Regions from separate parts of the Homo sapiens genome. Here region 1 is linked to region 2. Evidence: chromatin contacts called from ENCODE Hi-C or POLR2A ChIA-PET data. All regions are on one chromosome and are shown on one strand. Each heading gives the region's core, a stretch centred on a gene start or an enhancer-like site at or near the end of the contact. The rest is flanking DNA. Distances are from core to core; before and after follow the strand shown. Region 1 overlaps RBM15-AS1 (RBM15 antisense RNA 1). Region 2 has its middle 33 kb from the start of KCNC4.

What was found. Hi-C counts contacts between places; a loop is a spot of excess contacts on that map. ChIA-PET counts read pairs that join two places held with the same protein, here RNA polymerase II (POLR2A). Pooled maps may share reads with other maps.
Region 1: a loop to region 2 is called in a map of IMR-90, with 2.4 times the contacts of the local background. The contact joins two enhancer-like sites. A Hi-C loop is called at or near these places in 6 of 168 maps with a recorded cell type or tissue (B cell, IMR-90, endothelial cell of hepatic sinusoid and 3 more) and 1 of 50 pooled maps. POLR2A ChIA-PET finds 5 or more read pairs at or near these places in 2 of 52 experiments (K562 and WTC11).

What each region holds. Positions count from the first base shown.
Region 1 is chr1:110,287,448-110,294,053 of GRCh38, reverse strand. It overlaps RBM15-AS1 (RBM15 antisense RNA 1), which reads left to right. Exons shown (of 4, transcript NR_036595.1): 3 at 1,547-1,667; 4 at 5,483-6,606. Among named protein-coding and RNA genes, the nearest start is that of RBM15-AS1, 48 kb to the left of the region's middle. Within about 2 kb of position 1,318, at least 2 of the 41 ENCODE cell types and tissues checked have a DNase peak (open chromatin) inside an H3K27ac peak, as active enhancers do.
Region 2 is chr1:110,239,981-110,245,845 of GRCh38, reverse strand. It overlaps a transcript of KCNC4 not described here. Among named protein-coding and RNA genes, the nearest start is that of KCNC4, 33 kb to the right of the region's middle. RefSeq lists an enhancer at 1,885-1,934. Within about 2 kb of position 2,110, at least 2 of the 41 ENCODE cell types and tissues checked have a DNase peak (open chromatin) inside an H3K27ac peak, as active enhancers do.

The DNA of each region.
Region 1 (6,606 bases), core at 69-2,568, 49 kb before region 2:
CTTTCTCTTAAATGTGTCCGAGGGCCAACAGCAAGTAATCGTAGATGTCGTGGTGTTGATGTGTTCACGGTTGGTTTCCAAAGCATCTTTAAATATTGCTACAGTTCCCCGTTTCCCCCTCCCCCCTGCCTCGTGTGAGTATGTGAGATACTGAATGACACATGAACTGCCACTTCTCCCAGCAGGAGAAATGAAAGCAAAAACACCACACCTCTTAGTGGTGTTCAGGTGATCTGTCAGACTAATGGATACATATGCTAGTTTGGAAGCTGAAAGAACACCTGACGTTTGGGAAGGAATTCCAAGACTCAGGTGAATGGCACTTAAGCAAAATATTCTTTCACAAATAGGCTTGTGCTTAAATTATCTACTGCTCTTGGAGAAGAGAATAAGAATAAGAGAGGGTGCCTCCTGCCCCTTAGCTTGTTAAGGACGCGGACAACCTCATTCTGCAATGAATTCACTACAAACAGCCACATACACATCGATACTTTTTGTTTTTGTTTTCAACAATCAAAATACAAAGTTAAACACAATTGAGCCATTGTTTTGGTTATGCATAATGTGCATGCCTCCAAAAACAGAAGAAAAATAGGAAGAAGTACCCTCACTAAAGGTTCCCTGACAAGTCTTCCGGCAGATCCAATGAAGGGAGACTCAGGAAAATCACAATTAGAAAGCCACCCAATGAGGTATTTATGCAAAAAGAGTGGTTCTGGAGTTAAGAACACACTTTTATATTTCTCTGTTTCTCAAAGAGATCAGAAAAGTAAATCACATAAATTGCATTTTATTATTTTTTAAAAGAGCCTCTGCCTCTTTAGAAAAATGAAATGAGGGGAGACAGCCCACAGTGGGGATTTAAATTGGAAGAAGTCCTCGGCCAGAAACAGTCCCGAATGTTTAACCTCTGCCTTTCAGGAGAGAGGTCTGAATTTTATCATGTGGGGGGTGGGATGAAGGTGGGGGACTGAGCTGGAGGTCTTTAGGCTTGGTCAGGTGACAACACAAATCAAGGTGTCGCTCAGGCTCCACAGCTGTGGATGGCTTTCAGGGTGTCAGATGTCTGGGAAGATGGAGGGAACATAGCACTGCAAAGATACTTTATTCCCATCTACACCCTGAACAAATATGCTGGAAGTATTCAGTTTCAGGTCATGAATTCGACCTGCTGTAGAGGAGTAGGTTTTTTCAGGTTCTGTCATCAGCAACCCACCAATGCCCCATCTTTAATAGGTGAGGTTCCAATAAAGGTTCTGTCTGCTCCCTTCCAGCCCTGACAGCCCAGGCCTATAAGCTGACACCCAGAGAAGGTAAAGAACTTGCTGTCCCTGCACAGTGAGGCAATGGTGTGAGTACTTGAACTTCTGCATCTTAAATCAGTTACTGCTTCTCTGCTTTACCCTGGAGTGTTTCCTTTACAGCTCAATAAATATTTCATCAGTGGTGACTCAGTATAATCACCATCCCCCATGCCATCCCAGGCAGCTTACAACCTAGAGACTGTCACTGCTCTTTGACATATTCTGTCACTTTGCCTCCCCAGGTCACCATCCTCTCACTCGCCTCTGACTTTTCGCACAGGAGAGAGCTGGTCGAATAGTACAATTCCCCGATGTGAATGGGGAGAAGCTGGGGAAAGGAAGAATGATCTTCAGGCAGTAAGGGTAAGAGGAGCCACTTTTCCCATCTGAGTAAATACCGAGAGAAGATGAATGTGAGGCTCTTGGAGATTAGCTGTCTGCTGGGAGAGAAACACCTTCATTGATTAAATACAAAATCTGTTCTGGAAAACATGGTCGTTGGAATAGTTCTTAGCAGATCCTTGCACCGGGCTTGTAAAAGCTAAACAGCCTTCTGCTCCCAACCTATCCCTCCCACTTGGGGGATTTGGAGAAAGGGCTAGGGAGAGAGAGAGGAAGAAGTGGTGCCCAGGATGCCACAGGGAGAGGAGAATGAGCTAAAGGTAGAGAGTGTGAGGATATGGTCAGAGGGTTATGCCCCTGACAGTCTTGGGCTGGCAAATGCAAGGACCTTTGGGGGACAGTGCAGGGGCTGACGAGGCAGGCTTGAGGATGCTCTGGTCACGTGGATACTAGGGCCAGAGTCCTCTTGGCTCAGGCACTGTGTAAGGAAAGAAATGTAACTTCCTTATTGCCTGTCCACTCTCCCTCAAAACAAACACTCTTTTCTGTTTAAATAGTAGGAGACCACCCTCTCCGCAGGAGATAGCTAAAAAAGAAAAAATAAATATATAATAGGAGACAATATCTTGAGAAGGTGGAAATGAGACCCTCCCCCGCCCCAGGGGAAAGTGATAGGAAAGCTCAGCTAGAAAGCTCCCGAGAGAAAGTGATAGAAAACAGCCTGGACCAGGGCCAGAGAGGAGCAGGAGGAGAGAAGATCCATCAGTGTTCGTGTCCTAGTGGGAAAGGAGGAATGTACTGACAGCTGGGATGTGATGGCAGACTGGTCTAAGGGTAGGGCCTGCGGGGAGAAGCTGCTAGCAGAGGGCATATGGGGTGAAGGGAATAGGGGGAGCAGAGCTTCAGGTAAAGGAGGAAGAGGTACTGTTTCTCCATTTCCCTCTGGGCTTTTGCTATTTAATTGAGTAATTCCTGGCCCCAGGGCAACTCTGAGAATTTCTCTGGCTTGCAGTAGAGTTGTCACTTTATTACCTTCAGATTCTGTTTGGAGTTTTTCCTTCTGAATTTCCTCAAATGGCCCAGCTTTGCCTTGCCATTTTGGTGGGTTTTATTTTCTCTGCCATCTAATGTCCCAGGGGTCTCCAGACAAGCACACCTTTCTGAAAGCCTCTGGGGGGTGCCTTTCTCTGAAAGCCTGGGCCAGGCCTGGGAAGACTCACCCACAGGCTGAGATTTGAGACCTTGTCCCCCACCCCTATGACCTTCCTAAAACACAAAACTCCCAGGCAGTGTCTGAAATGCCTCGACATGAAGGGAGCTAATAGTAATTTCTCAGAAGAACATAGGCTCTTCTTTAGTCCTTGGATTTAAAGCGCAGATTCCAAGGAGGATAAATTGTCTTGCCAGGCTGGGTAAATCTGTTGTCAGGCAGCTTTTCTCCACTAAAAAAGAGATTAATCTGATTACACCTATAGTCACCTGGAACTGTTCCATCTCTGAAATCTTTTTTTTTTTTTTTTTACAACTTCTTGTCCAACAGACACCTCTAAAATCTTAATTTTAAATATACCACCCTCAGGATATAAATCTGTTCATTCAGCTTTTCCCCAAACCTGTCATTCTTCCTCAAGACCTTCAGCCCTAGACCTCTCTGAGTCTACCAGTTCCTCCTGATGTCCCTTCCTTTCCTGCCTGGGTCCCTACTCAATGGTTGACCATTTGACCTAACCTTCACCAGCCCCTTGTATTCTGACTCTGTGTTAGTTTTCTGGGGCTGCCATAACAAAGTACCACAAGTTCAAGGGCTTAAAACAATGGGAAATGTATTCTCTCATAGTTCCAGAAGCCAAAAGTCCAAAATGAAGGTGTTGGTGGGGCCATGCTCTCTGTGACGGCACTGGGGGAGAACTCTTCCTTACCTGTTCCCGCTGCTGGTGGCTCCTGGCCTTCCTTGGCTTGTGGCAGCACAGCTCCAATCTCTGCTTCCTTCTTCACATGGCCTTCCTCCCTGTGTGTCTGTGTCCTTTCCTGTCTCTTATAATGACACCTATCATTGGATTTAGGACCCACCCTAATTCAGTATGATCTCATTTCACATCTGCAAAGACCCTGTTTCCAAATGAGGTCACATTTCAAGGTTCTGGGTAGACATGAATTTTGGGGAGACACTATTCAACCCGCTGTAGCCCCATTTTTCCTTCTATTGCGTTCCAAATTCCCCAAGCTTAGCTCAGGCCCACAGTTGGGCATCTATCTTCCTTTTGGCCTTGGGGCAGCTGAGCTCTGTTCTTGGCTCCTCCTGCTCTTTGCTGGTTTCAGTGCTTCTCAGCAAGAGTGCCTCCTACAGCCTCTTCTTTCTTTTCCCTCGGGAAGTAGCACCCCAGAGATGGCTGAGGTCTGGGGCAGGAACTCCTCCAAATTCAAACCTTAAGGCCAGGCACAGTGGCTCATACCTATAATCCCAGCAATTTGGGAGGCCAAGGCAGGAGGATCCCTTGAGCCCAGGAGTTTGAGACCAGCCTGAGTGACATGGTGAAACCCCATCTCTACAAAGAATACAAAAATTAGCTGGGCATGGTGGCTAATTTTTGTATTCTTGGCGCACCTGTGGTCCCAGCTAGTCAGGAGGCTGAGGTGTGAGGATTGCTTGAGCCAGGAGGCAGAGGTTGCAGTGAGCCAAGATCGTGTCACTGCACCCCAGCCTGGGCAACAGAGTGAGACCCTGTCTCAAAAAAAAAAAAAAAAATCCCATCTTAAGACCCCTACAGATGTACCATTAGTTTCACCTTTTCCCCCCTTTCCCATCCCATTGAAGGCCATGTGTTTCTGCTCTTCTTGGAGGCTATTCAGGCCCTCACAGCACTTGCCTGGTATACAGCAAATTATCCTGACTGTGTTTATCTGCTTCCATATGCACCCTACTCTTATGACTCTCATACCACTCTTCTGCTTAAAACCATTCATTCATTCACTCTTTCATTCATTCATGTGTTTGTTGCATATATATTGAGTGTCTGCTATGTTAGTACTCTGGCCTCATCTCCCACAACCAATGAGATCATTGACTTTTCAGAACTTACAGCATAGAAAGTTTTCCATGGCGGTCCTATAGGATTTCCATTCTAAAGTTTACATTCTTTAGGGTGGTGGATAACCCCCTTAACCTGGCCCTAACCTACCTCTGACTTCTGTCTCCCATTGCTCCCATCTCTAGCCCAGCCAAACTATTACTCAAGCCAGGCTCTTACACTTCTGTGCTGTGGTGCTTTCAGTCTAGTTGAAATGTCTCTGCCTTTTGCCTGCCTGGAAAATCCCTAGTTGTCTTCAATATTTAGTTCCAATGTTACCACCTCCTAGGAGCCTTCCTTGACAATCCTGTCCTGGACTCTGTCTTTTTTGCCACATAAATCTCTTATTGTGTGAATCATGCTGCCTTGCAATGATTTGTTTACATGTCTGTCTCTCTTTTCCCTTGAAGTTAAGGACAATAATTTATTCATTTTATATTCTCTATATCTGGCATAATGTAGATGTTTAATAAAGTTTAAGTGCTTAATAAAAGAAGTGGTGGAAGACCTCAATTCATCTGAGAGCAGAATCTGCCTAGAAGAGTTGGAACTTCTCCACCCTGCTCCATCCTCTGTACCTGACCTGTGTGTTCTGGGCTCCCCACGGCCAAGGAGCATCAATGGGCTAACAGAGTGTAATGGGCTGAATTGTGTTGGCCCCAAACTCAAATTTTGAAGTCCCACCCCTCCCTCATTCTATGGCCTTGTTTGGAAATGGGGTTGTTGCGATGTAATTAGTTGAGATAAGGTCTTATTATATTTGGGTAGGCCCCTACTCCAGTATGATTGGTGTCCTTATAAAAAGGAGAAATTGGACACAGACACCCTACCAAGAAGAACACTATGTGAAGATGAAGGCAGAGATCAGGGTGATGCCTCTACTTGCTGAGAAACTCCTACAGTTGCCAGCCCACCACTAGAAGCAAAGGAAGAAGCACAGCCCTCAGAAGGAACCAACCCTGCTAATGCCTTGGTCTTGGACTTGCAGCCTCCAGAACAGCGAGCCAATACATTCCTGTGGTTTAAGCCACTGACTGTGGCACTTTATTACAGCAGCACTAGGAAACTCATACAGGAGGTGACAGTGCTCAGATGAAACAGGACCTTCCACTTCCATGGCAAAGCCCTCATCTTTCGTGCCCATGCGCCATTTGATCTGCACACAAATCACTGAGCAGGTTCCTCAGCTATTATTATCCCCACCTTTCAGATGGAAAGAACTGAAGCTCAAGAGGGCCAAAGAAATTTGGCTATGGCTTTCTTTATTTTCTTTTTCATGGGCAGAAGTAGATTTCAGTTTTGGTCCCTTTCCACTACCATATCAGGTTGCCTTAAGGCAACTTTGAAAAGTCTAAAATATTAAACAGTTTGTGAAGTTATTATCATTATTCATAAAGGACAGCGCGAGGTTAGTCTTACCCTAGAGAGCCCCATTGTTGGCCCAAAGCATCTTGCCAGGAGCCCTATAGGACCATGTTTTCAAGGCCCCCAAAGAGCACAGGGCTATTGGTCCATCCCAGCTCCTGGAATGGCTCATTGTACCCACCCTGCCTCCAGCTGAGGAGCCAGGGAGAAGCACTGACCCCTGATCTTGCTATCCCTTCCATTACACTCTTGCCAGAGGAGCTTTTTTCAGGGGTGGCCGCTTCCCTCTCCTCAAGAGAATTCTGGGGACCAACCAGCTCAGGCCTGCTGTTGGCCTCAGGGTCACATCTCACCCAGACACCCCCACCATTCCCTCAGGTCTAGGGATGCTGCTCCCCTACCATGGGATCTTCTTTTTATTTTTATTTATTTATATTTTCCTTATGCCTAGTGTAAAGGGATTTCTTTTCTTTTTTGTTTTTGTTTTTTTTTTGAGATGGAGTCTTGCTCTGTCACCCAGGCTGGAG
Region 2 (5,865 bases), core at 861-3,360:
CACCCTCTCAATGTCAGAAAGAGGAAACTGACTTGTTCAACTTCTAGTTCTACCTGAAGACAAGATACGTGCACTGAGCAAGCTTCTTCAGGCCAAGAGAAGAGAAGAGGAAGAGAAGAGGCAGTGTGGAGGAGAGATTTTGGGATGGTTCCATAGTCAAGCCAACTCTGTTGGGCGTGTGTTATGGGAGCGGGGCCAAGGGGTCTTAAATCAGCTTCCTTATGGTTGCTGGTATGTTTCTAAGTGGCTAGTCTTGGAAGAGAGTGGACTTTAGGGTCCTATTTCCACTTAGGGTTGTACAATCACCACGTGCAGGATAACTACCATGTTGAAAACACTGACCGGAGATAAGTCTTCTAGCTTCTGACACTTTTTGCCACGAATTGATCACCAGCTGGGTCTTCATGTGAATGCCATCTGACGACAGGGAGAGCAGAGAATACTGAAGCCCAGAGCAGCAGGGTGAACTGAGTTAGAACTTGAGGAATGGACCTAGGTCTGCCAGCTCTCGGCCCCATGTTTAAAACTGAGCTCCACAAAATGTCAAATATTTTATTAAAGCCAAAATCCAGCCGGATTTCCAGCTGTGATCCAAATACCATATACAGGTTCAGTTGCCTCTCTGTCACAGAAGCCGCCAGCACTTAGGTTGAGACCTTCTGATCACTCATGTCTCCCCTTCCCTCCTCCGCCAGACCTACCCCTCCAGCCCCAGCCCCTCATGGGGAGGCTGTGGGCTGGGCTGTGTTCCTTTTCTCCTCAATTTAGCTTTCCTCAAAGGTTCTCTAGTGAATTGGGGAAGGTTCTTAGAGCTCATTCAGAAAAGAAGGGAGAGAGGAAGGAAGGAAATTAAACCTTATAGAATGTCAAGTTATTGAGCTAAGTAGGAGGCACACAGGATCTCATTGGAGCTTTATGAGAACCCGCTGAGGTGGGCAGTATTATCCCCAATTTTGCAAACGGGGAACTGAAGCTCAGCCAAGTTAAGCAAGTTGCCAAAGACTGCACGGCCCATGGTGGAAGCGAGGCTGGAGTTCGGGCCCCCTAATTCCTGTCCACATTCAGGCCCAAGTAGAGCTGACCTGAATTCTAGAGAAGTCAGTGATGAAGCAAATGCCCCACAGTGCAGACACCTTGGATTGGGCTAAATGGCAGCTCTGGGGGCCACTTGGCTCCAGTTACCTTCATAGCCTCTGCTGGTCCCATGTCTAATTTCTGGACTGAAGGTTCTTCATATTGTGTGTTGGGGGTTGTGGGGAGAGGAGGGGAAAAACACAGAGGTGGCGCTGCTGGTGATCAGGGAAGGAACCAGCCCATGGCAGAACCTCAGGTGGCCTGGGCACCTCCCAGGGCGAAGTGTGCTGGTGTGTGTGAGGCATGGTGCAGTTCTTTGAGCTGAGACAGGCAGGGCCCCTCAGGCTAGTCCTGATCCATCCTGGAACTGGGTTTTGTTATTTATTATTATTATTTTTAGACAGAGTCTCGCTATGTTGCCCAGGCTGCAGTGCCGTGACTAATTTAGAGGTGCATCATAGTGCACTGCAACCTCAAACTCCTGGGCTCAAGCCATCCTCCCATCTCAGCCTGCTGAGTAGCTGGGACTACAGACGTGTGCCACCGCACCCGAGTTAGGGTTTGTTCTAATAAGGGAAATAGTATTCCATTACACAGCTTAGATTCCTAAACCTCCATTTAGAAAGTGGATTAAGATCTCTTCTCCCGAAGCCGGTGGCATCCACAGTTAGAATAAGAACCCAGAGTGGTCTTGGTCTCAAAGTAACCCAAACCTTCCACCTGCCAAGGATGGGGTGGCGTCAGGCTAATCCCGCCACCAAGCCAGCCTGTGAAAAATAATGATTACGTAAAGAAAACATCCCGGAAAAAGAACCCCGACTAATCTGTGCTGGACTGGAACACATGCCTCTTGTTCTGACCTGCCTCCAGAGTGAAATGAGCCACTTCTGCCTTGCATTGTTGCCCCTTTCTTCTCATTCACGTGCTTGCTCAGCAGACACCCAAACAAAGCGTTTGGGGTTTGCCCAGCTGTTCTATTTCCAGCCTGTTCGGTTCATTTTAGGCCCCGCAGCCTCTGCCCACAGCCGGGTGCAGGCCCTCCTCCTTCCCCTCCTCTGCCCCTCCCCCTTCCCTACCTGCTTTTTCTCTCCCTGCTCCGCGGGCTACTGCTCCTCTCTCTGCCACTCTCCCTTCTCCCTCTTCCTCCTCTTCATCTTCCTCTTCTCAGCTTCTGAGATCTGCTTTCAGTCTTCCCCTGTGCTTCCTCTCACCTCCCTGCCTCCTTTAATCTCATTCCCAGGAGCTCACAGGTGTGTGTGGAAAGGACTTGGGGCAGCTCCTGGCCCCAGCAGGTCCGGGAAGCAGGTTAGAGAGAGGAATGGAAGGTGGGGCTGAGGTGCCCACGTGCAGGGAGCAGCCTTTAGAGCCAGCAGCTGTGTGGGTCTCCGTCTGGCTTCTCACTGCTTCGGGAAGCAAGCACACAGGTGTCACCACTTCTGGGTCGCTAAGGCGGAAATGGTCATGACAGTGAGTTGTCTCATGAGCACTGGTGTCCCAAGGCCCTGCCTCGAGTTGGACCTGCCTCCATCCTCTCAGTCCACAGTGAGAGGCCCTAGCAAGGAATTTCTGGAAAAGGACTTCTAGTGCTTCTGTTGTGCTCAGGCCTGCCAGGCAGGGTCTGTCAGTGTCAATAGGGAAGGACACACACTGAGCACTGTTTACTGCCTGGGTCTAGAGCCACTTCACATATCCCACCTCCATTTACTCCTCTGGGCAAAATCTGGAGATGTTTCCTTCTCTCCATTTCACAGACCATGCTTAGAAAGGTTAAGTCATTTGCCCAAGGTCACGCAGCTCACAAGTGGCAAAGCCAGTGGAGCCAGAATTAGCAATCTGGCCGTGGACCAGAAATCGATGGCAGTGGTGGTGCTGGTGCCAAGGGGCTGGCCACAGAGCCAGTGTAGAAGCATGGTCAAAATCGCCTGTGAAATCTATCTGTGAGATCTCCATCAAATTACTCTCCAGTTTCCTCACCTGTAAAATGTGAGTGATAAAAAGAGCCCTTACCTCCTGGGGCTGCTCTGATCCATTAAGCCATGTAGGGGGCTTGGGCTGGTCGTAAACACTCAATCCACGTTAGCTATTATACCTTCCAGAGGCACCTGCCCTCTGACTCTGGAGGAACACCCAAGTCCTCGACAGAGAGAAAGCCAGAAGAATGATAATCCCTTGCCTCCAGTGGTGCTTCAGGAGTTCCAAAGGACCCATCCATCCACTCTCATTTAATTATCATCCCACCTTGGATGAAGGCAGGGGAAGCTTAATTCCCATTCACAGATGTGGAACCTCAAGCCCAGCAACAGCGTGGGATTGGCTCAGACCCCTCTGGAAACAACCCTTGCCAGCCTCTTTTTCTATGTCCACTTATGTAGCAGGAGTTTCATCCAAGAGCACAAACCTGAGCACCTAACTAGCACTCGGAGAGTTGGGGTGGGTGGGAGGCTCACAGAACACCACTAATGAAGACTGAGAAGGAAGCAGACGGAGGGAGAAAGGACCCAGGATATAGCCCCCCCCGCTGTTCCAAGTTAACTGTGATGTAAATTGAAGCTACTAACATCAGGAAAGAAAGGCCCAGATGGCTGAAGCCTGGAGAGTTGAGGGGAAATGGGGAACTTTGGAAGGGAGTACTGATGGTGAGGGTGGCGTGGGTGAGAGGAGACTTGGCTGGCACATGGTGGTGGGATGGCAGAGTGAGAGGTCCAGCATCCCGGATAATTATTCTGGACAAATCTTACAACCCAACCATGGACTAGAATGACAGGGGTGAAGGGCAGAAGTCAGCAGAGGGCAGCTAATTCATTCACTCCTTACTCATTCACTCATTCCTTTGTTCACCTTTGAGCTCCTGACCACTGAGCAGGGGCTGGAGGTAAAAACATTAATAAGGAAAGCATCCATAAATGAGTAAACAAGCAACAAGTTATCACTGCAGTAAGTGCTATAATGGAGGAATATTCAAGGTTCTGTGAGAGCATAAAGGACAGAGGAATTCTACCTGGGAGAGCCCAGGAAGGATTCTCAGAGGTGACAGTTGAGTGGGCCTTGAGGGATGAGTAAGAGTTTGCCAGGCTGAGGACACAATAGTAGAATGTAAGAGGGGAGCACAAGGAGCAGGAAGATCTTCCAGACAGAGGCAGCCTCCATTGCATATCACTTTGGATTTCTCTTTTGCGCTCCACGTCCTTCTTTGTTAATTGGAGTCAGGCCAGAATTCCTTGTAGAGCTCTGGCCCCTAATTTGACCCACACAGGAAGTTTTGGATTTCTTCCTCTCCTAATCGAAAAAATTATCTATCCTGCTTGGAGCTCTCTGGTGCTAGGACTTCCTATCACAGAGAACAAGGCTGTCACTCCACAAGTTGAGAGAAGGTCAACAGTCCTATCTCCTGGGAAATAAAATATACATGGACCCTAAATTCATACTAGAGTGCTGATGACTGACACAAAATACTTTCTTGTGCATAGGTCAGAAAATGAAGAGAGCAGGACGACTCTGGAAATGTGTGTTTATGTTTAGGTGCCAGTATGTAAGGGGACAGTAGTTAGCAAGAGCCTCTGGCAGGGGTGGGAAAGAACCCAAGCAGAAAGATAGAGAGTATTAGAGAGCAACTTTCCAGTCCTGTCCAGGGAAACCCAGCTTGTCACCACCTAGCACCGAGGCCCAGAGGGAGCCTGGTATCACTGGAGCCTTCTTACCTCCCTGCTGCCCTCAACATCCCGCCCCCAGGCGCCCTGGGAGCTGGTTGCCATCTCTAGTGGGGTGCTGACAGAAATGAGGTCCCTAATCAATTTTCCAGGGGGGCAGTGTCATCCCCTCAGGGGAAGAGCGGGTCCTGGGGCAGACAGCGGGATGCTGCCGGGGTGTTGGAAGGGGGCTGATTGTGACTCCTGTTCCCTGGTACTGTGGCTGCCTGGCATGGTGAGAGGATAGCACAGACTGGTCTCTCGGCAGCCTAACTAGGAGGGAGGCCCCAGGAGCAGCTTTGCTGTGGTGGCAGCCCTGGTGGTGGTGGTGGTCGTCGTGGTAGTGGCACAGCTCTGCCTCCCATGGCAGCTTAGGAGCCACCACCCCAGGGAGGGTCACTGTGGCAACAGCTACTCTGGGAACAGATCCTCCGGGCCTCTGAGGCTGGCCCCTGGTCTTCTCGAGGGGCAGCTGGCAGGCCTGTGCCGGGCGTGGGGAGGAGGCAGGGCACCTGTCTCTGAGCCAAGCCTCTGGGGCCCCAGGGCTGAGGCAAGGAGGAAAGGTGGTGTTTGTTTTCCTTTGTTTGCTATGAACATTTGATCACTGATGCTGGATTTGGAGTTAATCGTCCTTGGATCAGGGGCTCAATATGAGGAGCTGAGGGGAGGGGAGCTGAGGGGAGTCTCTAGGGATCTCAGGGATGGAGCTGGGCCTCAGGTTAAGGAATCCTGGGCTCTCGTCCCTGCAGAAGTCTCTTCAGGAGCAGTCTCTCCTGCTCCGGGCAGCCTGGGGTCTGAGCTGAGTTCAGGGTGCCCTTGGTGTCAGTGGCAGGCTGGAGGAACCCTGCTGTCCCACCTAAGGCTGGGGCAGGCCTGGGAGGCTCCGAGTCCAGGAAGACTGGAAGGAGTGGGGTAGGGTGCTGGCTTGAGGTGGACACCGGGCCAGGGTTCTCTTTCCCCGTTTCCCACTCCCTGACCTCACTTCCCTCCCTCTGCTTCTTCACTCTTCATCAACCCCTTTGCCCCTCCCTCCTCTTCCTCTTTCCTTCTTTCTCACTCTTCCTTCTTACTCATTGCTTCCTTTCTCACCATATCCTTCATTCAC